2 separate regions of the Homo sapiens genome follow, and region 2 is linked to region 1. The links are chromatin loops, found by intact Hi-C in ENCODE. Cell type or tissue: heart right ventricle. All regions are shown on one strand. Each heading gives the region's core, and the rest is flanking DNA. Links, peaks and the distances in the headings are about the cores only.

Region 1 (15,983 bases), core at 4,637-12,636:
TTAAAAGGGGCAGTGACAGGGAAATGAAACAGGGACACATAAAAACATACTTACAAAACCTGTGGTTTAAAAAAGAATAAATCTGTAGAAAGATGGACATAGAGTTGGGATTTGGTAAGTATCATTTTATTTTATGAGTATGAAAACATGAATTCTATGGGGATTTATTTCTGACCCTTTTTATAACCCAGGGAAACACAGCACTGTATTACATCCATTCCATTCTTATCTATTGACCTATTTTATTCACTGATTTCTCAAGTGGGGAAACTGACTAAATCATTTCACAAAGCTTTCTCTGTAATCAATAGTCATTTTTTAGGTTTATTCATGCTGCATTATAATTCTGGTAAATGACTGCAAAGCAGAAGATTGTAAGAAAGATACAAATATTGACAAAGCCAGGATAAGTCATGTCTTTAAACCTTCAGAGTTTCAATATAATTGATATCATTATTTGAAAAAAGGGAAATGCATATTTCATAGCATATAAAAAACTAAAATGATGGAGTAACTTAAAGGCAATATATATCTGAATGTATTTCTTGAATATCTCAAATTTTCCTAAAAGCTTTGAGTATCCTCTTTCTATAGCATCACTAAGTGAAACGGAAACAATTTGGGCATATGCAGAAATGACAAGAAGAAAAGATTCATTGCAATTTTATTATTTTAATTTTTTCCCAAGTTCTCTTAGAGACATACACAAAAACATACAGATGCATATTCCAGATATAGAATGAATCCCTTTCAGTGACAGGACAAGGAGATAAAATGCTTAATAGATTCAAAAGGAGATTTACCATTCTAAGCACGACGTCACTCTAATTATGTTTACTCTAATTGAAAGCAGGGTTTTTTGGAATCTGAAATTACTTTCAGATTTTTTTTTAAATAATGCAAGTAGATCAAATGTTGATCACAAGCATTTCAATCTTTCAAAATGTATTGGAAAATTAAATGAAAAGTGGAGTTTGGTACAAACAATGCCCCAGGGCAAAAAACAACTAACACTAGATTTTCCAGTCCAGCCATAACACAAATCAATTTGAGCACACTTCTATGGCCAGACTGCCAGATTGTTATGACTGCTAATTCACTCAATCAAAGAGTGCATTAGCACACCCGGCACAAATAGCCTTAACAATAGAGTGCATTTCTCAACAATTCCAAGATATATCACAATGGAGAGGTAAAGAGGAAGATCATTTTTATATCTACATATTTACTAATGGACCTGTTTCCTTAGGAGAAAAAAAAAAAAAGATCAACTTCAAGCATAGGTTTATTAAAGAGCTATCAAAGTTTGGCAAATCTAAAAAGATATCAGGGTACCAGTAGTTCACTGACTTTGTTAAACGTTTCTCAGGAGAGAATCCAAAATTGATGTTTGCACTTCAGTAGTAAATCATTGAAGATGGAGAAATTATGCCAAGTGACTCTCTCAAGCCTTTTTAACTCAGACGCACTGCCTCCTCAATCAGCTCAGCAGATAAACCTCAACTACCTTAAGCAAAGACTTCCTTACTTTTACACTTTCAGTCTCTGTCTCCCCACTTTTCCTTCCAACTTCTGACTTTTGATGACTCTTACTTCCATACCTTCCCTCTCTTTTCCACTGCCCTCCTTCTCCTCAAGAACAATATAAGACTTAAGGATGCATTCTCTAATCAAGCACAGAGAGCTTGGTGATGAATTACCCAAAGGACAAAAGGTAGGGAGCTGAAGGAGAACAGATCATAACTTGAAGCACTCAACTTTATATTGCCAACTTTCATTCTTAATAAAGAAGTGGTTAAAATGGTTATAAATAGTTCTGCTCTGCTTTACACCATGGAAATGCGTGGACTGTGTATATATGCTTACTGAATGCATTGTAATTGTCTATTCACATTCACCTTACATAGTTCCCATAGACAAATGGTGCCATTTGGCACCACTGTTAGTCCCTCCCTAACCCATCCTCATCACCTTTTCTCCTGGTTCAGGATGAAGGTGACATATGGCAAAAAATACTCCACTGGTCATGGGGTATATTCTCAGAAATCTCTAAACTCAGATTGAAGAGAGAAGGTAGTGGCAAGAAGAATAGTTACACACAAAAAAAAATTCATCCTGGAATTGCTTCCCTCATTTCAAACTGCATCGCTTCTATGACACATGGTCAACTTTCCATGATAATGTAGTTATCCTTTTCTATCACTACTTACTTCCAGTTAAGTGTCCTTAATTTCATCTGTAGGTTGGTATTAAGGGCTGCCCAGCCTACTGTTCAATTAAAAAAAATAAATACATTGAGATCATTGTAGAGTCAGATTGTAAAAGGAAGCAGCAACAAGAATAATATAAATTGAGATTAATCCCCTTCATCTCTTAAATCAGGTCATTGTGAGAGGAATGGTGCACTTGACTGAAATAAGGTCAAAAAGTCAGACAGATATTTAAATCCCTAGTTTTGTAATAAATATTGTACTTGTAACTGTACCTTTTAATATATGGCATTTTCTAATTGTCATATTCTTTTCTCTTTAAATAACCCAACACTCGCTTTCCTCTAAAGAAGATCAGCATGAAGGCATATGAATTGCTCAAGAGACATAGTTGAGAGTGGGGAGAGGACGTATAATCTGTTATAGCATAAAAATATGTTTGATATTGAAGCATAAATTACTCTGTAGTTTTTCAGCCTTAGGAGAAATGTATTTTACTTCATTATAAAAGTTTCTGTTGATTTTCTATATGCTTTGTTGTTTTAACTTATTATCTTGGTCCTTTTTCTTTCTCTATGCTCAAAAGAAGAGGACATTGTCCAACAAATAGCCTATAAAAATTGTTTTATTTGAAGTCAGAAATTTCATGGATTGTTAGAAAAGAATAAAGTGTTTATTTATTTATTGCCTTCCAGAACAAAGAGATTTTTTAAAAAGTTGAAAGAAGAACAATTGCCACCTTCTAGCCTGAGATCTTGTATGTCAAGTTTCAGCCCAGAGCAAATTTTTACAACAAGTTATAAACCCCTGTAACAGAGGGTTTATTATAATGGAAGTGCTGACACAACCTTAACTATAGCGTTGTAAACGGCTATGCTATAATATCCATTAAGCAGAAAGAAAAATAAGCTGGCTGATCAATAATTTATACAAAGAGTACCAACTGCAGACATAATAACTGTAATGTTTGCAAAGCAATCTCTCTGCTCTCCAGGCTTAACAGTAAACGCAAACTAGCAATGCTGTTAATTTCCAACTCCTACAGATAAGAATACAAACAAATTACTTAAAATTATATTTTGCTCAACATTTAGCATGCCTCGATGGGATAAAATAAAATTTAATTATGATGCAACTTGTGCCGGATGCAAAGCTGTTTTGTTTTCCAGCACATTTTATTATGAAAGGACATTCATTTGGAACATCAATTATGGGGAAATAGTATGTTTCAAGGAGTTGACTTGGGTCAGGCAGGCTCTTCTAAGAGTTATTCAGACATGGAAACAGACTGACACTGTTTAACTTCAAAGAAAGTTACAGGGTTTTACAAAGCCACAACCTGAAATACAATACTGCATGCTCTGATCCAAGTCAACTGTCAGTAAAAACACACCTTGTCATTATAGTTTATGGGAAAAAAGACATTGGTTTGGAAAATGTGGCCATCATTAGCATCCAGTGCATCTAGGAGTGCTCATTTAACATGAGCTTCATTTGCATGGAAGCACAGTGTGTCATTTCTATCTAATAAACATAAATCATAAAATGTGAGCATTATTTTCTTCTCTGGAAAGTTTTTAAAAATATATTTTAATAGCTGTCCATATTCATTAGTGCTCACTTTTTTTAGTTTCTACATATGTGAAGTATGTTATTTTGATATTTTTGTTTTCATTGGTGGCTTTTAAACCAAGAAAAGAATATTTGACAGGAATTCAAGAAGGGAAGAGAAGAACTGAAGGATTCCAAATTGTCCACTATGTACATACTGGAAGTTGAACCAAGAGTTTACATTTCTGAGGTTCACATCTCCATCAGTCTTTTTGTCTGTACATTTCCTGATGGTGGGATTAGTGGGGGGTGTGGAACTCAGTAGAACGAAGAGACTTTGCTATCAGAGTTGTAAAATGGTGTATTACCCTGTGAGCAATTGCACTTGGAAAGGAACCAGTAATTTATATGAGAAGTGTTTAAGATTGCCTGCTCACCCAGTGATCCATGCCAGGTCAGTTCCAGTAATGCTAGAAAACAAAAGGAGGTACACATCACTGGGAAAGAGACACCTTATACGCCTTAAGAGCTTGTGAAGGGAAGCACTAAAATGCCATTTTCTCAAATGAACTGATCATTACCATTTAAAATCCTGAGGGCTGTGGGACTGGGGAGGAGAGAAAGAATTTTTCTTTTGATTTAACAGGGCTCTGAAGTACTGGTTTTAAGGGGGAGGTGTTTTGTTGTGATTGTGTCTTAGCCCTATGCTTTAGCAAAGGTTAAATCTTGAAAAAAAGGTGCAGTTTTAAAACAATGAAATGGAAAAAGACACAATGGCTCTGAGAATGCACCTGGCCCATGTGAAACTAAGAAATTAGCTGTTTTTAAAATAATCTGTACAAATAGTAATGCAACCGTCTACTGCTAACATTCATGCCAGGCTCTAAATTGTTGGTGTTAGTATTTTACTTGAATAGATTTTCCCAGATCAACCCCTCACTCCTCCAGTTTTCAGGAGAAGGCTGGGATAATTATATAAAAAAGTACTTCCTAAGAATTCTTTACAGACTTCTTTATTCTTGCTTAGCACAATCCAAGTGCCAGCTCTTAGTATACCTCCTTTGGGGAGAGGTTTCAATACTGTCATCTTCAGGCACATGCTTTTCCCATATGCTTTAAAGTCATTTTAGTTTTTGAACCGGAGTTCCGTTCATTCACACATCCAGCATGTCTTCATAATATATTCTTTCATATTTGGAGAAGAAACTAAATAAAATGACTATTCCTGACTAAGTCAGAATTTATAATTCACTGATTGGCTCAAGATGCCACACATCCAGGAATCTTTGCTGATTTATTCCTGTGTGTTGTAATAATTTTCACACTGCATTCTGATGGGAGAGACAATTATCTTATGTGTTTACACTTGTTGATATGTTTCTCTTCAGGTGGTCTCAAGTCATTTCTACTGCTTTTGATATCCACTATAATGATTAGGGCTTGTGGGGTGCCCAGTAAATGTTAGCTGGGTAATTAAAAACTGCTAGTATGCTATGCGATCCATTTTCTTTGCCCCCAAATTACATAAAATGCTCCTTCTCCAAATGATATATTGTTTGATTCAGAACAAGATATTGATAAGTAGCAAAATTTTAGATATGCTCATTCAATTCTGTCCTAATATACAATGAATTTAGGACACTTCTTAGGGCAAAAAATCCGAAATGCTAAGAAACTGGGTCTGAAATAGCTGGAGAAAAGAATCGTAGGCCTGTAACTATGGCTTGTATTTGGGACCCATTTAGAAAAGAATCTTCTTTTCTTAGTCATCAGAGGAGCCATTAGAGAGTCTTCACCAAGACTGAAAATATAAGTGAGAGTACATCTTGAAGTGCTACTGCAGAGGAGGAAGAAAAGTAGATTCGTGTGTGAAATTCTACCTACCAAATGTGAGTAAGCGTGCATATGTGCAACAATTTGTAAAGTTGTTTACTATAACATCACCATCACTTTAACGTACATAGCAGTCTCTGTTATATAAAGCATACTTATTTTTGTGCACCGACCATATGCTAGTTGCTGAGGATGCAAAGGAGAAAAAGACATTCGTCCCTATCAGCCTTTACTGTACATTATTTCTGTTGAGTCTTATTACCATAACATCATTGAAATTTTGTGTTAGTGGAGCCTGGAAGATCATCTAATCCTAACATTGCAGATCTCATGCTACCATTTCCCCTGTGACCATGTCAGACATCACAAATGGCTTTCCGATCCTTCCCCTCAAGATCTGAGGCAATCTCAGTAACACTGTCAGGATAGAACTGTAGTCTGCCTCTCACTGTGAGCTCAACAGATTCATCCCTATATATCACTCCTGATCTTGCAAAAGAGAAAATTGACAATTAGCAGTATATGAGAATGTCCCTTTGTACTCACAGCTAGTTAAGGCTTAAGTCAGGTATTGGTTTAAAATCAAGTCCTCATTGATTTATTCTCCCAACTACCCTCAAAAAAAAACTTTCTGAGGTAAAAGGGGGAAATATTTTTATTTCATTTCATATGTAAGAGAATTGAAAAAATAATAGAGAGGCACAGTTGGGTCTAAACTCATGATTCTCTGTTTCTATTTCTGTATAACAGATCTCAGAGTGCTCAAATAATAGAGCTACTGATGTGTTCTCAGTGGCTACTTAGATGAATGCACTGATATGCTACAGTGCAACATAATGGGGATGAAGGAAGCAAACAAACAAAAAACTTGTGCAACTGTTATTTCAGGGACAAGACCTTTTGAGATCTTGAGAAATACTTCACTTGTATGTGATGTTAGAAAGTCAAACTGCACAAAGCCTTGTGGTTCTTTGACTTTCGTGATCTGGTTTCCTCTGGTTAGAAAATGGCAGCATCCACCAGTAAAAATCACCTACCTGTTGGAGTGTGCTGCAAAATCAGGCAATGAGCCAGCAATTGAGCCAGCAGTTGATTCCATAAACACTTTTCTATAGTCTCTTACCAACCTCAGTCTGCTTTCCATATGGGACTATTCAGCCTCTTTCTCCGATCTTTTTTCATCCTGATTTCAAGAAAGGTCACTTTCTACTTGTTTCCCAGATGATTCAGGGATCACTCACAGCTCTTCCTAACAGAGCAATCGCATGCCCTCCTGCTGCCACATTTAAATTGTCTGAACTGCGTGGCTTGTTCATTTACTCTCCCTTTAGAGTGAAGCTGCAAAGTAAGGAAGACTTGAATGGCCTTGCATCTTCAAAGAAGTGCCTCGAGCTCTGGAATGCAACAAAGTGGTAGAAACCACTAAACACCGGGAAATGTCAACAATGAGGCGGGAATGCATGGGCAGGTGGATGCAGCATTTCTAGGCATTTTCTCAGACAAGGCAACAAACTCAGCTGAACTAGAAAATGGGTCTTTTTCCCACAGAAACTAATTTAACTGATTTTTGAAACACATTGATAATAGCATTAGCATAAATTTAAATACATGCTTACCAGGCTGTTCTCTGTTATGTTTTTATGCAAGTGATTTGGTTGACAAATTAATAATTGTGATTACTAAAGAAGAACTAAATTTCCAATAATCTGAACATTTGGTCCTAATAGGAAGCTGTAGGCCTTGACTTCTTAAAGCATTAAAAAAGATGTAAGGTCAAACTAATTTCAGTAGCTAAAATGCACTTATACTTAATTGTAGTATATTTCAAGCTAAACTTAAAAGAAAGCAGAAATGTACCCAAATGTTTTATGCCTATAGTAGCAATTGGTAGTTAAATTACTTCTAAGCACCGAATATGAAATTCTATTTATATAATTAATATAATTTATATATTTATGTTATATCTATTATTTATATATATCTATAATTATATATATCTATAATTATATCTATATCTGTAATTTATATCTATATCTATATCTAATTATAGATATATATCTATAATTTATATTATATATATAAATTATAGCTATAAATATATATATTTATATTATATTACATATAATATATAATATATAATATATATTTATATTATATTATATATAAATATAGTAAATATAAATATATAATTAAATATATAATTAATCTATAATTGATGAGCTTCATTGTAAATATAATAGGTATTAGATGGTACATTCAGCAACTAAACAAATAGTATTTTGTATGCAAATGTAAAGAGACAAACTTATGTCTTGTATGTTTCTTTTAACCTTAACATTCAGGAATAATCATCATCAGTATTTTGATAAGTTTTCTTAGGCAAAATTTCAAAATATTCTTCTAGTAAATCTGACTACTACTTGTTGAATTTCCACAGGAAGCCCCCTAATCAGGAATTGTCAAAGGTAAATACATAAAGTGTTGTTTACACATCTTGAGTTTATGTATATTAATATTATTAGCTATTATAAAACATAAGACATTCAAAAATCAACATCAGATTAATGTTATATGTCAAGCCCTCTAAATGTATATGGCACTTAATTTATATTGAAAAAAATTTTAAAGAATAATTTCTATGAATATGTACTTATATTTTTTAGAGTATAGTCTCTTATTTTAAAAATATGATCACAAAATATCTTTTAATAATTTAGCTACAAAGAAACAGTTTCAAGGAATTGCTTTCTATGCCACACACACACACTCAGAAACACACTACTTGTACACACACATACTTGCTCACACATGCCTATTTTCAGAATTTTCTAAATAGCAATTACTTTCTTAGATTTATAGTCTATAATGCATGGCATTTTTTTTATCCAAAAATATATATTTTTTGTTTCCATTTAAGTAGTTTTAGTCTAAAAGCACTTGCTAATCATAACAACACAGCAAAGGTTTGTTATGTAAACATTATACTTTATTATCAGCCTTTGTTTTCCAATACAATGCTTTAAAAATATCCTCTGTTGTATAAAGGACATTGTTGCAAAAAGGCAGCTCAAAACTTGTCCTTCCCTTCCTTTCATTGATCTGTTGCCTCTTAGGCAATATGAACAGCTGTCTCCAGCTCACCCACAAGCAAGCTGAACATAATAATAAGGTAGTGTTACTGGCCTGAATCTATGAATGATTATACAAAGGGTGCCAGCTCTTTTCCATTAAAGATAAGGTAACAAAGATACCATAGAGAAGAAAACTGGTTAGCAAAGCAAGCGTGTGCTTCTGCCTTTAAGGTTTAGTTACTATTCTGGTAACCACTGAGTTTCTCTTTCCGTTGGGTTTCCAATAAGGTGAAGGTGCCCTCTGTAGGAGACTCCCAGTAAATGCCGCTTTTTTATATTTGGGTGACAACAGGCAAGTTCTGCTCCCCTACCTCCAATTTATAAATAAACAAATAAATAAATAATCACAGAACTCTGTGTGAGCAGAAGCTTGAACTCTATAAATCTTAGGGGGAAATTAGTATAAAGCCCACAATGATCTATGTAAATGTGGTTGCTTTTTCAAAATGAGAGCAATGGAACAGTGAGCAAGCTATACAGCATGTTGGTGTTTGATATTTATTGACACTGTGACACTGTGATATGTAATAGAATCGGCTGTATAAATTCAGAGGTGTTCCAAAAACTGAAAGATAGAAGGTCTTGGCATAGTTGAGTGAAAAATGGATCTAAACAGAAAAATCCACATGCGGAGAGACACATTCACCACCTAATAAATACACCTCCCCAAAAGGTCTTCTTATCTTCCCTTCCTATAAAGGTTACCATAATGCAGATTCATTATCAGTCCCACTGGGTAGCACATAGCTCCGTAAGAAATTGCTTTTGTTAGCATGCTCGTAGAAAGAGATTAGCTATTTCACCAGATCTCTTGGGGCTATTTGAAATTTTGGGAATTCTCTCTGTAATTTAAAATGAAAGTTAAAGCCAATGCGAATAGACTAGGGAGAATCTCACAAATTAAACCTCTCCATCTGGAAGTTTCTTCATCACTTATTGCAAAGTACAAGCTGATATCGCATTTGTTACAGGCAGGAGAGAGATTTCATCACTGATGATGCAATTACATTTATATTAATGTTTTAATAATTAACTATGTTGGTTGCAAAGAAAAACGTAAAATAGAAATGCTTAACAGTGTTTTGGATTTTTTTGTCTTTATTAACTTTGTATATTACTTAGATTTTATCACTGAGATCATCTATGTGCATTATTTAAACTATGACTTTAGCCTCTATGGAATGTGTGTAGGAGAGTCTAGTATCACCTGTATTGCAAGTTAGGGGATGAACAAGTAGGCATGGAGGCATAAGAGAAGGGAGATTATTTGCATCCTCTTATCTAACTGACTTCATTGATCCTCAGTATCGCTCAAACATCCCCTTCTCTGCGAATCCATTTTCCCATACCATTGGCCACTTAATCTCAACAACAACTATATTATGGATTACTATGTACCAAGCACTGTGTGAGCACTGTGCTAGATAGTTTATATGGATTATCTCATCTAATCCTCGTAATACATAAGAAAGATAGGCAATTTGTCTTATCCCAGTAAGAAAATGAGGCATCTAAAGTTTGGCTGATTAAATTACTTGCCCAAGCCTACTCCACAGTCTGCTTTCTTTTCCCCAAGGATACCACTCCCTTCTGTCCTCACTTATTTTCTCACCTGATTATTTTTCACATGTTCAACTTATTTGCGCTCCTGTCTTCCTAACACAACTGCCTGGTGAATTCCCAGCCAGCAGTAACAGCTATCTGCCATCCCACTGGATGACTGAGCATTGCTAAACACTCTCCCACAGTTATGCAGAATTGTATCCTTGATTACTCATGACTCTTAGTTGCAAGCTTTAAAATTTAAGCCAGTTCATCTAGAAAGGGTCTGAATCAGCTCACATCATCACATCAATAGAAGTCACGGCTTCAGTTGGTCTCAGGGATAACTTTGACCAGAGATTCAAACGTCTCCTCATATCATCTCTGATTTCTGAAGACACGTTTGTCAAGGTGTCTTCTTCAGTTCCTCAGTTTGGGTTCTAAACAACTGGATTCATAGTTTCTAGAAGCAATCATGCACACTGCTTCTAACTCCAGCACCCAAAGACACAAATCCAAGGAAGAATTCTTATTGGGTCATCTTGGAAGAGGTGCATATTTCTGGATGAAGAAACTGATCAAGGGCATTATCGGGTAGTGGTTAAGAATGTGTGGAATGTGAAACCAGATTCCTGGAATGTAAAACCTGGTCTATTTGTGACTTGGGACAAGTTTACATCCCAGTGCCTGAATTTTCTTATATGAATAAAAGGAAATGATAATTGTACCTACTTCATTGCATCGCTATGATGATTAAATGAATTACTATGCAGAACTTAGAATAATGACTAGTTCTGAATATGTTAGTTATCAGTGATCATTTAGGCCTTAGGATTGGTTCAGCTTGGGGCAGATGCTCCACTCAGCTCAATCAGTGCGACCACTGGGGCAGAGTAATTAAACAGCATTGAAGCTCAAATTTGAGGGAGATTCCTAGCATGGGAGACAGAAATTTTTCGGAAGGAAAAGACTTTTCCAGGTGAAAGAGTGAGAAGTGCTAGATGGACAAGTCACCAGACACCAGGAAGAATACTATACAATCAGGAAGAATGTATGATCTCCTATATGAGTGGAGAGCCATTCAACCATCTTTTTATGTGTCCTTAATCAGCTCCATCGCTCCTTCCTCTCAGTGATAATTCCAAAACTTTCTTAAATACTAAACCCAATTCTTCAAACGAGAGATGTATATTCTCTATTGACACTCTTCCTATTGCAACAGGGAAGTTTAAGATCATCAGGTTTTCACCATTTCTTGATTGGACTGTTCCTAGAGTCTCTGAGCTGACTCCCTTTCCCAGTCCTTCCCTTCATCCATCCACATTATTTCCAGATTTATAGTGGAGCTTGAGAGTACCACTTTCAATATAAATCTTGAATATAGGTCATGAAGTCTATATACTAAAACTCTTCAATGGTACTCCTTCACCTCCAGCATGAAGTTCAAATTAGGACTAAGCCTGACCTAGGAGACTTTATCTTTCCTGTTTTTGTATTTGGATACTCTCCAGGTCTAATATTTATTTTGTTATTATTATCTCTACTTTGTGACCATTTGTTGACCTGTTTTAAATAGCTAGCTAGCTAGCAGACAGAAAGAAATCAATAACCAGTTTGCTAGGGCTACAGTAACAAAGTACTACTGACTTAAGCAACAGAAACATTTTTTACAGTTTTGGAGGCTAGAAGTCCAATCTCAAGGTGTCAGCAGGTTCAGTTTCTTCCAGAGGGCTCTTTCCTTGGCTTGCAGATGGCTACTTTGCTGCTGTGTCTTCACATGGTCTTTCTTCTGTAGATGCCCCTGGTGTCTCTCTAAGCATCCTAATAAGGACATCAGTCAGGTTGGATTAGGGCCTACCCTAAGGACTTCATCTTAACTTACCTACCTCTTTAAAAGCCCTGTCTCCAAATACAGTCACATTTGGAGGTAGTGGTTAGGGATTCAACTTATAAATCTTGAGGGGACACAATTCAGCTCCAGTTATAATTTTTATCTTAGAAAGTCTAAAGTGCTAAATTTGTCAAATTAAATCATGCTACTCTTCTGGTGAAAATACTTCAATCGCTTCTCATTAGACTTTGAACAGCACTCTGGTCTTTTTCTTCATGGCATAATTTTTTTTAATTTCTTTTTTGAGACAGATTCTTGCTCTGTCGCCCAGGCTGGAGTGCAGTGGTATGATCTCAGCTCACTGCAACCTCTGCCTCCCAGGTTCAAGTGATTCTCCTGCCTCAGCCTCCTGAGTAGCTGGGATTACAGGCACGTGCCACCATGCCCAGCTAATTTTTGTATTTTTAGTAGAGACGGGGTTTCGCCATGTTGGTCAGGCTGGTCTTGAACTCCTGACCTCGTGATCCGCCTGTCTCGACCTTCCAAAGTGCTGGGATTACAGGGGTGAGCTGCCGCGCCTGGCCGCATTATTTTTAACTTGTAATTTTACCTTAGTTTGTTTGCTTTTTTATTGTGTGACTATCCGCATTGGTAAGAGTTCCTTTGGACCATTTCTATTTTATTCTTTATTGTATTTTCTTTCTAGTACAGAGATTGAAATAAAGATGTTCCTCCATGTTTATTGAATAAGAAACGACCTACTTCAAGTAGTATGACTATACTGTGTTATTTCACATGTTTGGGGTTTGGTTCTGACTATATCCTCCAATATTTATTTGCTTACCTAATGATTTTTTACCCTTTAGGACATCCCTCAACGAAAGTGATACATATGCACCATGGAATACTATGCAGCCATAAAAAAGAATGAGATTATGTCTTTTGCAGGGACATGGATGGAGCTGGAGGCCATTATCGTTAACAAACTAACACAGGAACAAATACTGCATGCTCCCACTTCTAAGGAGGAGCTAAATGATGAAAACTCACGAACGCATAGTGAGGAACACCACACACTGGGGCCTATCAGAGGGTGGAGGATGGGAGGAGAGAGAGGATCAGGAAAAATAACTAATAGGCACTAGGCTTAATACCTGGGTGATGAAATAATCTATACAACAAACCCCCATGACACAAGTTTACCTATGTAACAAACCTGCACATGTACCCCTGAACTTAAAAGTTAAAAAAGAAATAAAAAAGGATGCTCTAAACCAATGAAAGACGTAACTATCCCACTTCTATGGGATACTTACCTCTATTTTTAATTTGTTATCATATATGGTATCAGTCTTCATTAATTACAGGGAACAAGTATCAATCATATTTTAATTTACAGGGTTTAGCATATTGCCTAATATATGACAATCCTCACATTGAACTTTGCTTTTTGGGAAACAGTTAAACTTCACCTGAATGACCAGATAAATTTTAAATGAATAAAATATCAAAGTATAAATGATTTAAATAATTATATTCTACCTCATCTTTAAGAACTTTCCTGATAATCTCAGTCTAAACACTTCTCTTTTATCATTTATTTTATCCATTATGTAGCTATGAGTAATCCATTGTCTTGTAAAATCTATTAAAATATTGCCTTGAACTACTGTTTCCATCTTTAGTCATTTACATTTTGAATTAGTTTGTATCTCATTTTTTTTTTATCTCACCAGCTAGAGAGTAGGGGATTTTGTCCTATATAATTACAGAAAAAGACATATATGCATATAATAAGCACTTGTTCACTGGATTCAATTTGGATAAATTTGAAGCATGTGTAAATTCAGAGATATTTCAAATATCTAGCCTATTATATCAGTTAGCTCTTTCTGCATAAACGTACAATCCAGAATTTAGCAGCTTAAAAAAATCACATTTGATTTAGCTTATTCTTTTGTGTGAGGTCTGGGATGACGCTTCTGGTCTGGGTCAATTCAGCTGGGTTGTGTTTTCTGTGATTGCTTCATGATTTGTCTGGTCATTAGGAGACTGCCATCACAATGGGGCTGGGGTTTCACCAGGCAGTTGTGTTGGTTGTGAATCTTGCATATGTTAACCGGTGGACATATGCAACACATTCTTAGGTGCTATGGACTGAGTTATGGTCCCTGCCCCAAATTCTTATGCTGAAACATTAACCCTCAATGTGACTGTATTGAGAAATAGGGCTTTTAGGAAGTAAAGTTAAATATGCTCATAAGGATAGGGTCCTAATCCAATACAATTGGTGGATTCATAACAAGAGGAAGAGATTTTCTGTCTCTATTTCTCTATGTCTCTCTAGCAAGCACCAAGGAAGGCCATGTGAGAATACAATGAGACAACCATCTGCAGTCAGGAAGAGAGCCCTCATTAGAAACCTAATTGGCAGGCACCTTGGTCTTGAACTTCCCTTCCTTCAGAACTGTGAGAAATCAATTTCTGTTGATTAAGTTGCTGGTATTTTGTTATGGCAGCCAGAACAGACTAAGATACTAGGGTATATACCTAGTATTGGACTTGATAATGGGGTTTGCACATCTTCATACTTATAAGATGGAGTCAAGTGGTTTCCAAATATTTCAAAAGTTGTTCCACATCATTTCTAACATCTGATATTATAAAACTTTTGAAATGTTGCAGCCAGGGGGTATAAAATGGAATCCAACTGCAGCTTTAATTTATATTACCTTATTACTAAGATTGAGTTTTTTTTATATGCTGTTTGGCTATTTGAATTTTCCTCTTCAGTCAAGTGTCTGCTCTTTTGCCCATTATAAGTTATGTAAGTTACCATTTATGTTTTTCTTTTTGATGTACAGAATTTACATATTCTGAATATGTTAAAAATATATTCTCCCAGTGTGTTTCTTCTATTTTCACATTATTTGTGATAGTTTTTGATGAGCAGAAGTTCTTTATTTAATATAGTCAAATTCCAGATTTTCCTTTATAGATTTCTCTGTTTGGGTCTTGCATAAGAAATTTCCCTATCCTAAGAACATAACCTCATTCTTTGAGATTTTTTTTTAATTTTGTTTTTTTGCTTTATATGTTTAAGTGTTCAACATTCTAGGAATTGATGAGTTTAACAGCAGAGATGGAGGGGTAGAGGGAGGAAGATAAAGGGTGTTTGTTGCTCCTGGCATCTAGTGGGTAGAGGGCAGGGATGTTGCTAAACATCCTACAGTGCACAGGACAATCCCTATAACAAAGAATTATCCAGACCAAAATGTCAGCAGTGCTGAGGCTGAGGGATCCTTGGAGTAGTCATTTGTGTAATACAGCCATAATCAGTATTCTTAAATTCTTTATGTGTGCTTAAAAAGAAAGCATATCCTACAATCACGAGTGTAATTGGTTTCTATATTCTATGTGCTTCTTTTAGTTAACCTTATTAATTTTGTGGTTCAAAGATTTCATAATCTAACTGATTTTTTTGACTACATGATTTATCATTATGGAGAGAGCTGTGCTAAAATCTCTCTCTGTGTGGATTAGTCTAGTCCCTCATAGTTCTGTCAACTCTTCCTTTAAATAACTTGACGCTCTGTTTTGAGGTAATACAAGGGTAGAATACATATGTCTTTCTGGTGAATTGAAATGTTTATCATTTTAATTGGCTATCATTTTCTCTAACACATTTTTTTCAATTGATTTTGTCTAATATATCCTTATAAACACAGTGGACATTTTATATTTTAATATTAATTTGTTATAACCTTATTAAATTTTTTGTTTTCAATGTCCTTATATTTTAGGATATCTTTTGTGAACAACATGGAACTCTTTTATTTTAGTATAATTAATTAATTAATTTAGATACATGGTCTCACTCTGTTG
Region 2 (15,983 bases), core at 5,235-13,234, 350 kb before region 1:
CACATGTTATGATATTTTTCCAGAATACATTTTCCAGGCCAATGTAAATTTTGAGATCACAACTCATAGGTGATAAGGAAGAGATTCTGAAGTCAATTGAAATTTTTAAAAAAGATAATATTGAAGTAAAAATGTTAATGTGTTTAGGTCTGTCCCCTGTAAGTGCAAGTAAAGTCATAATGAAAATATAAAGACAACATCAGGATCTCTGACAGCTTATTTTAGGCTTGTATATATAGAAACATATTCCAACGAAAATATAAAAGTTTAATTTTATGCACTGAATATTTTCACGGAGTCAGCATTTTGCTATTTTGTGATAACATGTTAAAATTAATGGGATGTCTTAACTATGTTCTTTCTGCATATATACATATAAAAAAGGGAAAGCTCTGAACCTGACTTCATAAATAACATTTGCTATGATTTTGTTAAAGTTTAGATGTGTAGATTTGTATTTGAAATCCTCAGAAGGTTACACGGTGCAACCCTCCAACAATATCTCTGAGTCTTCAGGGACAAAATCCCATTATGTGGAGTTCAGTAAAGGGGGTAAACACCACCATAAAGAAATACAAATTGCACATATTTCCCATTTAGCTAGTGTCACCAAAGTTCACCATTTAGAATTCTAACCAGTTAGGACTTATTCTTGGAGGTCAAGTACCTTGTGAACCTTGTCATCTCACTGATGACATCATATCCTATCCATCAATTCTTTCAGGAGCACACTTGCCATCTGCTCTGCACACGTTGTAATAACTTATTAGACAAATTCACAGGGTAACAATCTGCACAATGACACTGTTATCTTAATGTTGGCACACACTGAGATAACAACCACTATTTCTCTGTCAGAGCACAACGATTCTGCCCTCCAACTTAAGAAAGAAGTTAGGAGGCTATTTAAACTTCACGCTTATGGAAACAATAAGCACGTTGGTAGGAGGATTTTTATCCATTGTAGGATGAGGAAAGAAACCCTCATCACAAGGAGATAGGCAGTTCCATTCCATTCCAGTGGACCAAGAGAGCTCAGATTTTGCTGGCGGTTAATTTCTTTGCTTTTTTCCATGAGGGAATTAGATGTACAGAAGTAGATGCAAATACCTTGTAGAAACTTAAAAATAATAATATTCATAATCACCAAGCCATAAAACCCAGTATTTTCCCATTCCACTTGCTCAAATAGTACAATTAAAATAATTCCCCTATCTTGTCTGGATGACTATAGTATCTTTCCTTTTATTTTTTTTTCTAAAGGCGTCTAATTAGCAGAAAGAGGGTCTCAAACATCTAGCTGACACTGCATACCTGCAACTTTAATAGGTCCTTTGGAAAAATCAAGGACAGTGTCCAAGATCACGTACCTGTATTTTAGCAGCATGTTTAAACTAGCAGCTGTCAAACGCCTTATGACTTAATGAAGTCCAGCCCAACAGTCTCTCTCCCCCACCTTAAAACACATATATATTTTTAGAAAAAGAAGATGGTATTTATTTTTCATTACATGAAATTCATCCTCTGTTCCTTCTTTTGGCTTGTCATTTATTCCAGCTTACACTGTGATCAACATTGTACTAAAATAAAGTCAAGTACAACAGCCGCTCCCTGCCCATCAAAACGCACAGACGTCTGCCAAGCACTTGTAACAGCTGGTGTTACATTAATTAGTTTAAACTATTTATTTCATCCATCTCCAGAGCAGATTGAGCAAAAACATTAGAGATTATTCTAGCATCTGTAAGTGCCCTACAAACATTAACCAAGGAAAGTTAAAATATTCATCAGTCTCATATATACATATATATATGCACACACATATATTTTTATGTTTATATATATATATATGATTTGAGACTTAAGAGCCATTATAAATACATGAGTATACTCTCATATACCTTAGTGAGGGGATGTTTTATTAACTGTCTTTATAAGCGTAAGTTTTCAACTTATATTCATCTTTTGTGTCTACAAAGTTTCTCTTCTTAAAAATTATCACTAGAAAGTGATAATAATTTCTGGTAGCATGCGCCATTAAACAATATATGACAGAGACTGGGTGACTCAATGGATTAGTCACAGATTTTATGGCCACTGTTGGAATCCTGCCCTAACTACAGTGATCAAAACACTGTTATCAAATGGTTGTAAAAATCTCAATTAAAATTACTTATATGGCTTCCACTAGGTTCTTAGCAAACTACATCCCATAACATGAATCTACACATTATTGACAAAATTAACTCAACTGCCACTTTTTGGCTTAAAAGAAAGAAATTAACTATATAACTGAATCTTCAAATAATGGTTGTCAACAGGAGCTTGATTATGAATGTGTGTCCATTAAACACCTGTCAGTCTTCGTAGTTGTGTGTGGACTTTATTTCTTTATTTTTTGTAAAACTTCTAGATTTTTCTAGACTACATTATCTTTCACTACATTTTGGTCTTTAGAAGCCAAATACACATGGATTAAATTAACAATAACAAAGGTGCACATGATAAATACCAAATAAACGTTAAGGAAATAAGTAGTCCAATGTTCACTGGAAAGGAAGTCATAAGAAGTAGAAAACATTAGGGGAAACATACTCTATATCTTGGCCAAAGTCTCCTGCATGAGCACAACCAGAAGTCCTGAAGCATTGCTTCTTATTCCTGGAGTTAAAAGCATTTGCTAGTCTAACCTTTCTCAGGTCAAAAATCAATCTCTATCAAGCAAATTAATTTTACTCCTTGGCACTTTATTTTCCTATACCAAATACAAAAACAAATTAGTCCAACCAAAATTCAGTGTAATATAATTCATTCTATTTTGATTTATCTCAGATGGAAATAACCTCAGTTTTAAATAGTGAGCCTAACTGAAGAAGCTATTATAAAATGTATCCTCATTGTAACACCAACTACTCTACCTCTGTCATATCTAAGGGGATTCAGCTTGGTAACCTACCTTGTTTAATGGACAATTTAATCATTAATATGTAATACTAGTGTGAACTGAAATATGTCCCTTCAAATTGATGTGTTGAAGCTATAATGCCCAATGTGACTATTTTTGGAGATAGAACCTTGAAAGATGTAACTAAGTTTAAATAAGGTCATAAGGGTGAGACCTTTAATCTATTAGGACTGATATCCTTACAAAAAGAGGAAAAGGCATCATGGAGGTACATGCACAGAGGAAAGGCCATATGAGGACACAGTCATCTGGAAAGCCAAGGAGAGAGGCCTCAGCACAAACCAAAACTACCCAAACCTTGATTTTGAACTTCTAGCCTTCAGAACTGTGGAAAAAAAAAAATCTGTTGTTTAACCCATCCAGGCTGTGGCATTTTGTTATGATGACTCCAACAAACTAATATAGTAAAATTCTGTCTCCCAATTCTACAGTGCTACCTAACTTATGATTACTTAAAGTATCATTTCATGTGTCTTTTATAGCAATTCCATTAGGTATGAGATGATTTCCTTTGCTTTCAAAATAAGGGGTCTGGGCCTTCTGATTCAGGTTCCAAGTTACTAACACTCTGTCTTAGTCCATGTGTGTTCAAGCTTTTTGTAAAAATAATCAGTTTTCAATTTTTTTGAACCTTTTAGATACCTGAGAGGTGAGAGGCTGACAGGGGTGACTGAAATAAACTATTTTGGAACAAGAAAGTTTAGAGGAAACAGAAATCATATTTTAGAACAAGGGTAGGCAAACTATGGACCATAGGTCAGATCCAACCTGCTGCCTGATTCTGTACAGCTAGTGAGCAAAGAATGGTTTCTGCATTTTGAAATGTTTGAAAAAAATAAAATAAAAAGAAGAATATTTGGTGACATCTGAAATTTTTATGAAACTCAAATTTCAAGATCCGTAAAGTTTTACTGAAGCAGAGTCCCAATTGTTCATTTATATACCATATACATCTGGTTTCTCACTACAACAGGAGAGTCGAGTAGTTGAGTAGTTGTGTAGACAGAAATTATGTGTCCAATAATCCCAAAATATTTACTATCTCTCCCTTTATAGAAAAAAATTGCTGGATTCTGTTCTATACAATAAGATTAGTAGCACCCTTTATCATAATCATTCTAAATAGTCTAGTTCTGGTTTCTCCAGAGAGCCTATTTAACCCATAACAAATGTATAGTGTATCACTAATGAGCTGATAGCATTATTTCAATTAGCTCTAACCTATATTTATAATGTTATTCTATGACGGGAAATAGTATTTAAACTTTCAAACAAATCACAAGTGAGTTTTTGGCACCTAATCTGTTGGTAAATTTGTGGCTATAGGCTGCAGAGATGATTGATGATGATGAAACATGGTAGGAACAATAGTTACCCATGTCTACATTATTAAATTGTTCTTAGAACTTCTCCATTAGGCAGGTTTCCTACCATTTTTCCAAAATTATTCCCATTTTTCCCATTTATAAAACAAGGATTAATAGAGCTAATAAATGTCACAATTTAATAGCATGCTCATTATGTAATTGGGTTAAAGGTGAAATCTTGTTTCCCTGAATCCAGAGCTCATGTTTTCAACCATTATGCTCTCCTGTTTACAGTAATTTTACTTAGGTAAATATAATTGTTAAGATTTTTAATGTTTTTATTAATAAACTGATCTAAATACAACATAAGTACAAAATGAATTCTAAAGTTTTCTTTAAAGAAACACCAATCACACTGAAAATTAATAAATGAAATAATTCTGAGCACCAAATAACACTTCACCACAAATGTTTCAGATCATTTATTGTTTAGATGTTTGTGTCCAAACCAAAGTAGTATATATATATATATATATATATATCCTAACTAACATAGCACATATATTGTGCAGGCTTAAGCCTTTGAACAGGAATCAAGACACCATTAAACAAGCAAATTTATATGGTCACCACCACATTGCCATTGCTTATATTTTCTAAAATTTCCATATATAAAATAATTTTAGCATCAAATGGAAACAAAACAAGTCCAAAGCCACTGGAGTATAAGGCAGCTTAGAGAGAAGAAGCACTAGTTGAAGTCAAATTTGGGTTTCTTCCATGTTTTGTCATTCTTAAACTCTGAGTCTTGGGCAGTTGTATCCCATTATTGATCTAGATTTCCTCATCATTAAAACAGAGATAAAATGGTACCATCTTCAGAAGATTATGGTAAGAATTAGGTGTAATAATGCCATACTCTTGCCAGAGCATCAAACCTCATGGAAATGAAGAAACAGTTCAATCCACAGGATTTTTGTAAAATGCTATTGCAATTATTTTAGACTATCCAGATTAAATATAGAATAAATTGAAGCTTGTCCCCAAAACTCTAAACAAGAATTAGGGAAGGTGAAATAATGAAGACTTTTGAGAAAAAAATTAAAGGAGATAATCATATGTAAGTTTAGAAGGACAAGTTAATAAGGATCCAGGAATCTAGTATGTAAACCAAAAAATAAAATGCTAGGGACAAATTATTGATTACAATCAAAATAAATAGTTTAAGTATAGACAGTATAGATTGAACTATACACACAAAAAAACTATGTTATACAATTATAGACAATTACATATAAAATCAAGGAATAGTTCATCCAAGGGAGATAGTTAGACTTAAAAGGAAATTGAATTAACAATAGCAGCCTGTGTGCCTGATATCAGGAAGTATATGAAAGTACAAAGATCCTTGCATTGGAGAAAGAAGAAAGGGAAATTTAAAATCAATATTAACATAGTGTTAATTCCAATAATATCATAGTATTATGGTAGTTAGGTGAGAAGGTAAGTTAGTAGGCAGATATGTAGGCTAAAAAGATAATTTGTAAGCATATATACTATATTTCCCACTTATAAAGCATACATACATTTAAGCTACATCACTTTTAAGCTCTAAACTCTACAGGTCCAGAAAACATGTCTGTATTCATCATTATTTTAAGTGAATAGCATTGTGGCAAAGAGCATGGGCTCTGGAGCCAAACTGCTGGAATTCAATTCCCAGACCTGACTGCTATCTATTAGCCACATGACCTTGGACTCTGTCTTATTATCTTCATTTGTAAAATGGAGATAACAGTAATGCAGCTGTCTTGTAAGTTGCTGTGAGGACTAAGTTATTACACTTCTAGTATTTAGAATAATATTTGGCATATAGTGTGTGCATGTAATAGATTTCTATTAATACTATACCTTTTGAAAGCAAATGGAGGGCAGGGACCATATTTTTCTTTCTGTCCCCTTTATAATAGGTTATGATTTTGTCATCTTAAAAATATACACATATGAATATGGATATGGATGTAGATAGAGATGTATAAATATATGTAGGTTTAACATAGGTCTAAATCTCACTACTATTCAATACTGCTTGAATGGGAATCCAAAATTTTAAACCTATTTTAAAACACATTTTAAAACCACCTCCTGGAGGAAAGAAAAAAGGAACTTCAAAATGATTCTTCAGTCTTTCAAAGGCAAGGTAACTGTTATTCCTATATGGTTTCCTCTAAGCAGATGTCCAACATTTTTTGACACTATGAAGCCATAATCTATCATTCTCATCTCTTCATGGGTGATTCCTCATGTCTTTTCTTCACCCAGAAAGTAAAGTAATCACCTGATCCCAGAGCATCACATAAAAATGCCAAATCGCCTACGCGGTCAGCCTCTACACCATACTTAAGCTTCATGGTTCCCTCTCAAATGGTTTAAAGACGAAGAGCCTCACCTTTGTAACTGTACCTTTATCTACTTAAACACCATACTGTCCATACTAATAATAATGAAAACTATTCAACTTTAACAATATATGCTAAAACTTCGATTTCAATAGAGTTTGAATTTCACATTTTCTCTTCACTTCAAAAGTCATTGTTGTGGAACTATTTATAGCACAATGGAATTTGTCATGTGACATTTCCAGGAAACTGCAAACTACTACAGTATAACAACCAAATCCAAATTGTTCTACTCTGTTTGTGGAAGAATCTGGATTGTTCTGAATAACTAATGGAACATAAAGCATATTAATCAAAGAATTGTTTTTAGTAAGTGGATGTAGTATTCATAAGCAGAGAGCTTTCAAGTTTTGCTAATATAAACTATTATTTGTTTCACAGGCAAAACATTCTCTGCAATGTGGGGTGAGTGGCAATGAGAACACCTCAGAAGACACTGGGTAGCTTTTTCAAACTCTTCCCTCCACATTGAGATTCAGATCTCAGAAGTACTGGGGGAAGAGGGTTGAGACTTGTGGATTATAAATCAAAAAAACCTGAGGTTCTGCTGCAGCCCTTCCTACCACCACGCCGCACCTCCCTACCTTGAGAATCGCTTTCTGTCTATTTTGATGAGAACACTACTTTCGCCCCAAATAATCCATCATACTGCTATTAAAAGTCAAGTTCCAAACCAAGCGCAGTGGTGAGCACCTGTAGTCCCTGCTACTCTGGAGGCTGAGGAGGGAGGATCACTTCCAGTGCATACATGTTGATTTCTTATAACTCACCAAATACAACCTTCAGTTTATTAAACAGATTTCACTATAATCTCTATTTCATGGCACAATACCATTAATATGAGTAATAACTATATTTTTATTATTCTTTTACTCTCCTGTAATATAACATTCAGGAATGACAGTTTAACCCATTTCGACATCCATACAGATGAAAAGTTTATTCCAAGGGTTGAATGTTTCTGGGACTTCCTTCTTCTAAAACTGTATACTATTTCGCTTTTTGATGAAATTGTTTTCTAATGTGAAATTCTTTTCTCTCTTTTATCGAAAAGTTAATTGTTAAACTTTGCTACAAAACCTTTTGTTCTTACTGAAGTTACTTTGCTTGTCTCTCCTACTGTAAGGACACCAAATCCTAAAAGCTGGCAAGAATGCATATGTTTATTTCACCATTGCTCTGCAATTACTGAATGCCACTTAATTATAGCAACAGATGCTCGAGTGTAGGAACCAGAAAAATCAAACGCCTCATTTCCAGGTTATTTTTTTCCATTGCTTCTGCCAACAGCAGATGTGTGAGCCCCTTGTGCTCTGGCGTAAATACTTATCAAATCCTAACAGGTCACCTATGTCACAAACAACATTTCAGATGCAACTGTTTCACCTGATAATAGGCTCTGAAAATAAAACTGTGTGCTGTAAATACAATGTATTCAGAATGAAATGCCATAATGTGAAATTGCTTTTTCTCCAGCTACAACTGAAGTCCTTGACAGTTTTTGGCAGTGATAAATCACCCTCCCATTAATTGTCTTCTCTCTCATTGTGAGGTGAGCTGCTAAAAGGGGCAGTCAACAAAAATGACTTAAAGGACAAATTTTGGCTAAAAGACAATGAAGAAATCTGTCATTGCTCAGCCTCCAGTAAACTGTCGTGAAACAATCAAAATATATGTAGCCAAAGTGTTTATGTCTTTGTTAGGAAGATTATAGGATGATAAGTTTACTGTAAAAAGAGAGGAAGGGCCTAGAGAAATTTAAACTGTGGGTCCTTGACACCCTCTTCCAAGTGATTTTTCTCCTACAAGATGCATTACTGTCTCTTAGATTTGAACATTATTCTCATCTATTCAGATTCACACTCTGACCTAGAATAAATGAAAAGTTCCCCAATGTGTGATCACAAGTTATAAAATCTTATTAATGTAATTCTGAATTGAGTGTAAATTTAATTTTTAAAAATTAATTTCATAAATTCTCGAATAACGTGTTTTGTCATAAACAGGAAAAAGAACTCATTCTATTCTACTTCCAAAAACTGTTTGCCACCAGTAGACAATTTAATTTTACCATATGCAGTATGTGAAAATTATATGTTACCACAGTGCATGTCAAATGCACCATTTACATTTTAGTTTATATTCAGCAAGTAAAGATGCATTAAAACTAGATCCAATGCTGTTTTTGCATTAAAAATGTTCGTATTTACTTCATGTAATTAACACATTGCTTAAATTGCTGAATCACAAGTCTAATTGAACTAAAACCCTAAATTTAACTTGTGCCATTTCCTGGCGATTCTCTTCAAATTTCAATAACATATTTGAAAGAGATACAGAGAAAAACATTAGGACCACAGTGATTACACTTGTAGAATAATTCAAATAAAGCAAAAGCTGTAAAATGAAAACCAGGCTTTCAGAAATCTGTATGGCAAATAATGTCCTGAAGCATGATTGCTACATTATCATGTCAACAATTTTTTCTAGAGGAATTTGAGATAACTTTAAAAATAATTTATGGATATTTCAATTAATACAGGAAATCACTGAGTCAGTAACTCTAAAAAGAATGATTCAATATATCAACAAAGTGTGCTTTTTAATAGATAGGCATCTCTGGTTTGCATTAAATGGGGCGAGATGAAGTGGCATTTTGGTCTTTCGATACTGTAATTCAATGAAGAGCCTAAGTTAAATAAGGAAAACTTAAATTACGTCAAATCCCATTTTGTAGCTCAAGCTGAATGTTAGCTGAGTATTAATAAATATAGTTTGTAGACTATGACATTAAAACATCTTTTGAATGACAGAAATAAAAAAAATGAAGGGATTGCTTTTTTTCTTTTTTGGTGATCCGCCAGTTTGAGAGCTTATTGAGAGCATATGGAGATAGCATATTTGCAAGTCCATCTCCGGAGGATTGCAAAAGGCCCTTAGCTTGTGAAAAACAGCAATGTTATTTTTTTTTTAACGTTCCCTATATTTAGAGATTAAATCGCTCACTGCACAAACCCATTTGGAACAGGCGCGAAGGTGAAAAGGATAATCAGTACAGTCACTGGTCCGTGTTTCCTAAACGCTTTTGAAAACATTACTGTGCGCAGGCATAAAATTAGCGGCAGGACCTTAAAAAGGCTGGCATTTAGCATGACTTTTTGGAAAGTGACACCCTCATTTTTTTCTTGTAGGATATCATTAAATTTCAATCGCCCTATGGCAGTGCCTTTCCATTAATAACCAATTCACTGTGTCACTTTGGCTCTCCTTTGAAATAATGAGCCTTTGCTTCGCTTTAATAAATTTAAACATATTCTCAAGGCCAGGGAAGATAGGAAACCGCAGATGGGCTGAGAAAAACACGATTCATAAATCCTTAACTGCCTGAGATCGTTGAGAGCAAAACAAAGTAACACTCGTAAAATATTAAACAATCCCAGCTGTATGAGGGAAGCTTCATTAACAAAAATGGACTATTTACTGCCTTGCTCAGAGCCTGTGGGTGGAGAGAATCAAAGAAATCTTTTTTAAAAAAATCCCACTGACATTTCTTTTTGTGATTCTTTAACCAACTAATGGATTAATGAAAACATTATCTGGAAAGTCCCGTTATTGTCAAGAATTAATAAATATTATTTTAAACAATATAAATTATTTTCCCCACAGACACAAATTCAAAATTAACAAATAAAGAGTATGTGTATGCCTATTTTTTCTTGGAAATATTCCCATAATCTTGGGAAAGTAATTGAAGACATGAGGACTACCCAAGTCCTCAAAACAAAATAATAAGTGTTGTGGACATTCTTATTCAAATGGTTTCTTTAAGTATTTGTCAGGCTGGAACCGATTAGTTACTTTAGCTTTTAGATTTGTATTTTATTATCTACTTCACTGTTTCTTCATAACTAAGACATTTTCTAACATTAAGCTTATCAAAAACTTTAAGATTAATAGTATTTTTGGAATGAAGCTTAAAGATTGGAAACTTGATTCAAAAATCCTAGCATAATAGATGGAAATTATGAGATATCACCATCAAGGATAACATTTTTAATGCTCTGCTTCAAAATCAAGTCGAGACTGCTGCTGATATACAAGTTTGAAGAACCAAGAGATCAATGTCAGTGTGTTAAATGCTAAGAACTTAGAAGCTCTAACCTTAAAGACAAGCTGACAATTTAGTGGACAGAATGTCAATGCTTCTAAACATTTCAAGGGCAAAAATATTGCTTTATACAATCTGTGTCACATTTATTGCAAGAAAAGAATTTAGATTTTTCTACTGCATTCTGTCAGCACTTTTCCTTTTATTATACAGAGATACATAATTAAGGAATTCAATATGGAATAATGCAGAGACTGACTCTTTTAACGATACATAGAGTCTTGTGATATTACATGCAAAATGCAAATACATTCATCCTTTTACAAATACCATATATTTTACCAGCTGTGCCTTTATATGGATAAAAATTCAGGGTATGTAACAAAGCATTTGAATAAACATGTAAGGTCTTTTCTGTCTTCACTGGCAGTTCCATTTTCTTATCATATTGTAATGGAAGCAAATAATTGTTGACCTATTTCCTAAAAGACAACGGAAGTTGAAAAGTCATAAAGGATTCTGGTTAAGAGCACACATACTGACTACAAATATCTTCTGGTATCTATTTCTTAATCTGTAAAATGGGAAAAATAATAATAGTGCCTACTTCCAAAAGTCATTTTTGAACTCAGAGAATTAGTGCATGTAACTTTAAACTTGCATCTGGTATATAATAAGCACTATATACAGGTTTGATTATGACTTAGTTTTAAATGCAATCATTTTGAAGTAAGAATTGTTCTGCCATGATCATACATACATATGTGTGTGTGTATATATATATATATATATAGGTATATATATGTATGTATAATAACTAATACAAAGAATGCTTACAATAAACTTTACTGTTATGTAAGAGCAAGGTGGTCTGCACTAGTATTACAAAGCTATTTGCTGAATTATTGTTAGACATTTAAGACTTGCTTTTCTTCTCAGTGAAGTCTTCCTGAGCTGTCTCCTTCAGTGTCAGAATGTGCCCTAGGCTCAGTTCTTCGTTGGAAAGCTTAAACTTTGTATATTATATTCATTTGGAATTATTTCTGTTATTAATATCTAATCTTTAAGAGGTATTAAAAACACTTGCAATTATTAATACTTCTAAACAGTAAATGATTATCACATAAATATAAATTTTCATGTGTATTTAACAGCATTACTTTTTGTCTTTGCAGAATGTGAGTTGCCTTCAATATGTTTGCAAGATCAATTTAATATTATTTCAATTATTTAAATTAGTAAATAATGATTAAATTATTAATTTAATTTAAATTAAAATATCTTTGGTTATTCTTGAATGCATCACAACTAATTTATAAAAAGAGGTTAAAATGCTGTTAAAAATAATATAAGCATATTATACTTATATTTGTACTACACATTACTCATATAACTTTTAAATTACCATTGCATATCTTATAGTTACAAATTGCCAAATGTAAGTCATTTCCTTCTTTGCGTTGCAACTTCGGAGCAACTTGGATAGTAACAGATTGTATTTTCCCAAAATTGGAGTAGAAAAGTTGAAAGGGCTTTGATAACTAAGATGGCATGAGGATGCCATAGTAAATCAAATGTGAAATAGCATCTTATTTGAGTCTAAGTGACCACCCCTGAAAAGTTGGTATTTTCTTCCGTATCGGTCCTTCATCATTGAACATGGGAAACAATTACAATGAGAGGGATATGAGCACAGAGTCTTTGCCACTGGGCCCTCATAAATCTTGCCAGTTCCCAGTGAACAACACCAAATATTTGCAGCTGAGGAACATTTGGTCTGGCTTAAATTAACATATCTCAGCAGTCAGAAGTCATTAAGCTTTGCCAATGATTTGAAACAATTTTTCCATTTCAAAAGCTATATTGGCTTTTACTTATTTTTCTGGATGAAAAAGGTAGTAAAAACTAAACAAACAACATGAAACTGCAAGTTACTAATAAAAAAAAAATGACAAAGGTCTTTGAACTGTCCTTGGTAAATTTGTTAACACTTTTTTTTTTAAAGAATCCCTTAACTCTTAGGCATATAACCATATAACAGTTCAAGATGATAACAATGTTATGGGAAACAATGATTAAGGTATGCAAATGTAGATATGTTTGTCCATGAGATTTTTGTGAATGTAAGATAATCTACAAATCTGATAAAAATGAGAAAGAATAATCCAACATTTTCAATTAGTTTTCAAGCAGATTTAGTATAGAAGGAAAGAAATATGTTGTTGTGTTTTTCAAAGATGACACACCGTATATACCATTCATTCAGACATAAGGGCAAGAAAAAGTTGTTTAGAATAATTCAATGATCGTACCGGGGAATATATCAAGTGTAAAAAATAAAGTTTCTATAGATGAGACTGCAGTTTAGAATTCAAATCAATACATTCACCTATTTACAGGTTAATTTCATCAACTATGGAATATATGTTTTCTTCAAGGAATAACACTGCTTCAGGAAAAAGCAGATTTTAGAAACGGAAAAACAGATTTTCTTTTTTTTTTTTTTTTTTTTGAGACTGAGTCTCGCTCTGTCGCCCAGGCTGGAGTGCAGTGGCGTGATTTCGGCTCACTTCAAGCTCCGCCTCCCGGGTTCACGCCATTCTCCTGCCTCAGCCTCCCGAGTAGCTGGGACTACAGGCGCCTGCCACCACGCCCGGCTAATGTTTCTTTCTATTTTTAGTAGAGACGGCGTTTCACCCTGTTAGCCAAGATGGTCTCGATCTCCTGACCTCGTGATCCACCGGGCCGGAAAAACAGATTTTAACATCAGTTTCCCTTCATGATAGTTGTGTCCACCTAGACAAGTCATTTAACCTTTCAGAACCTCACCTGGAAACTAAAGATAATAACTTCCACCTTGCAAGTCATTTGAAGATTGGAGATAACCTACCTACAAAACAGAGTACTGTCTCACACTAAATGTTCTATAAAAGGTAGCTATTAATATTAATATTAAAAATAGGCAAATTAGTATCATTACTAATGGTATTAATATTAGAGAATATTTAAAACAGAATGTTCTTAAATCTCACATCTAGTGAATTTTGTTAATTGGCAACTATGCATTAAGACGGGACCTTTAATTGATAACAGATAATAGAAATGTATATATTTACCAAAAGTGAAACTGGGAGTATGGTAACACATGGTAAGGGAAATGCAAATAAAGCACTTCTTATGTGCCAGAAGTTGTATTAATGTTACTGTTATGTGATTTCACATAGTACATCAAACAATATTGTGATTTGGGTTTTTTTTTTTTTTTTTTTTTGAGGCAGAATCTCGCTGTGTCACCCAGCCTGGAGTGCAGTGGTGCGATCTCGGCTCACTGCAACCTCCACCTCCCTGGTTCAAGTGATTCTCCTGCCTCAGCCTCCTGAGTAGCTGGGACTGTGGGCGCTTGACACCACGCCCAGCTATTTTTTGTATTTTTAGTAGAAATGGGGTTTCACCATGTTAGCAACGATGGTCTCCATCTCTTGACCTCAAAATCCACTTGCCTCGGTCTCCCAAAGTGCTGGGATTACAGTGAGCCACTGCGCCCAGCTGATTTGGGTAGTTTTTATTGGTCTATATTTATACAAATCGTAGATGTGGCAACTGCAATGTGGACCCAGGTTCACCTGCCACCAGGCCTCTATTCTCTCTCTTGTGCTATGCTGTTGGAAAATAACTTCGGAGAATATTCACTAAAGATTTCAGATAACTTTTTCATATATAATTTTGTCAAATGGAATAATCCAGTTGCATCTGTATATCACCATTCATCTTTTAAGTGCAAACTCAACAACTCACCATCCTTAAACCATTAATCAAGATGATAAAGTTTCAAACAACCTCCATGTTGTTTGTGAATATTTTATTTTTATTTTTGCCAAAGATAAGATCCAAAGTAACTGATACTGTAGAAAACAAACATTTTGGGAAATAGTATTTTTAGGAAAATGGCCATTAGAGTGTAAGCAATGAAAGTCAAATTAATAAACTTTAATTGATAAAGAAAAATACTTACATAAATAGATCTTTTTTGTCAAGTTAGGTAGCAGTTAAAAAATGATATTTGCATTATGTTGGCTTTTTCTCTTTTTGAAAGGTCTTATCTAAATCAAATTAAAAGACCTTTCATGCCATATGAAATAAACACAAAATAATTGAACACTGAAGATAGAAAATGAAGTACTAAAAGTATGAATGAGTAACACAACACCATCATTGAAAATATGTAATGCTTTGTGGACATATATGACTTGGAACACTAGAGAAAATTTAATGTTACTTGTTTTACTAGAAGAGCATGGAACCACAAATAAGGCTCTCTTATTGCTATATATCAATTCAGAGGTCACATTGCACTTGCAGAAAGAGAAAGCATGTTTTCATAATTGTTCTTGTGTACTCTTTGCTGTCTGTTCTACAGTTTACTAACTCACATGGTAATGATTATTTTAAAACATTTTATCTTATTCTTTGTTAAAAGAAAGTTACATTACATTATTTGGACAAGGACAAAGACACTAATTTAAAAAAAAAAGTTATTTGAACTTTTAAACGAGATTACAACATTGTTCTTTTTAGAAAAGGAAAAAGGGTTGGCCGAGAACCCATAGTGGAAGAAGTGAGCTTGCAGCCCTGCCTAAAGTAGTCAGTTGCCTCTAACATGCCTACTTGACTTGCCTTCTCAGTTTCACATCTCATTTCTCTTGGTAATTTACAGACCTCTAATTCTTTCATAAAGGCAAAAGGAAAAAAAAGACAAGCAAATTACATTTGCCGATCATCTTGTGAATTAAGATAATCATATCCTTAATATTAGAAACTAATACTTTGACATCATGTCAAATAATTAATATTTAATAAATGCATATTGAATAAGTGTAGAAAGGTAAAGACCTCAGATTTCTTTCATCTGTAAAAATAATTTTTATTTTATTCCATTTTATTTCCTTCCAAATAAAGTAAAAGAAAGAAAGAATTCTAAAGATAATTTCTAAGTTGGATTTAGAGTATCATCTCCCGGCTTATTTTTCTTCCCTTCTTATGATCAACGTAAGGGATGGAGGACAGATGGAGAAGGCAGGTGGTGGAAAGTTAGTTAGAAAAACATATATATAACTATATCAAAAGTGAGATAATTCTGAAAAATT

What was found. A loop is a pair of places that touch in the nucleus more often than their neighbours do. Peaks named below come from ENCODE experiments on the same cell type or tissue, not always from the same donor. Only the 100,000 strongest peaks of a DNase experiment are listed, where the experiment ranks them.
Region 2: it touches region 1 in a loop (2.4-fold over the local background); 1 of 110 quality-filtered maps calls a loop at or near these places.

What each region holds. Positions count from the first base shown.
Region 1 is chr13:71,870,477-71,886,459 of GRCh38, forward strand. No RefSeq gene overlaps it. Among named protein-coding and RNA genes, the nearest start is that of DACH1, 11 kb to the left of the region's middle. RefSeq lists enhancers at 5,565-5,614, 6,234-6,734, 6,735-7,235, 8,651-8,930. In heart right ventricle, for the core only: a CTCF peak has its summit at 8,981 (motif pointing left); no DNase peak of the experiment used is centred there; H3K4me3 peaks cover 423 bases.
Region 2 is chr13:71,515,095-71,531,077 of GRCh38, forward strand. All of the region lies in intron 6 of DACH1 (dachshund family transcription factor 1), which reads right to left. Among named protein-coding and RNA genes, the nearest start is that of DACH1, 340 kb to the right of the region's middle. In heart right ventricle, for the core only: no CTCF peak of the experiment used is centred there; no DNase peak of the experiment used is centred there; H3K27ac peaks cover 2,669 bases.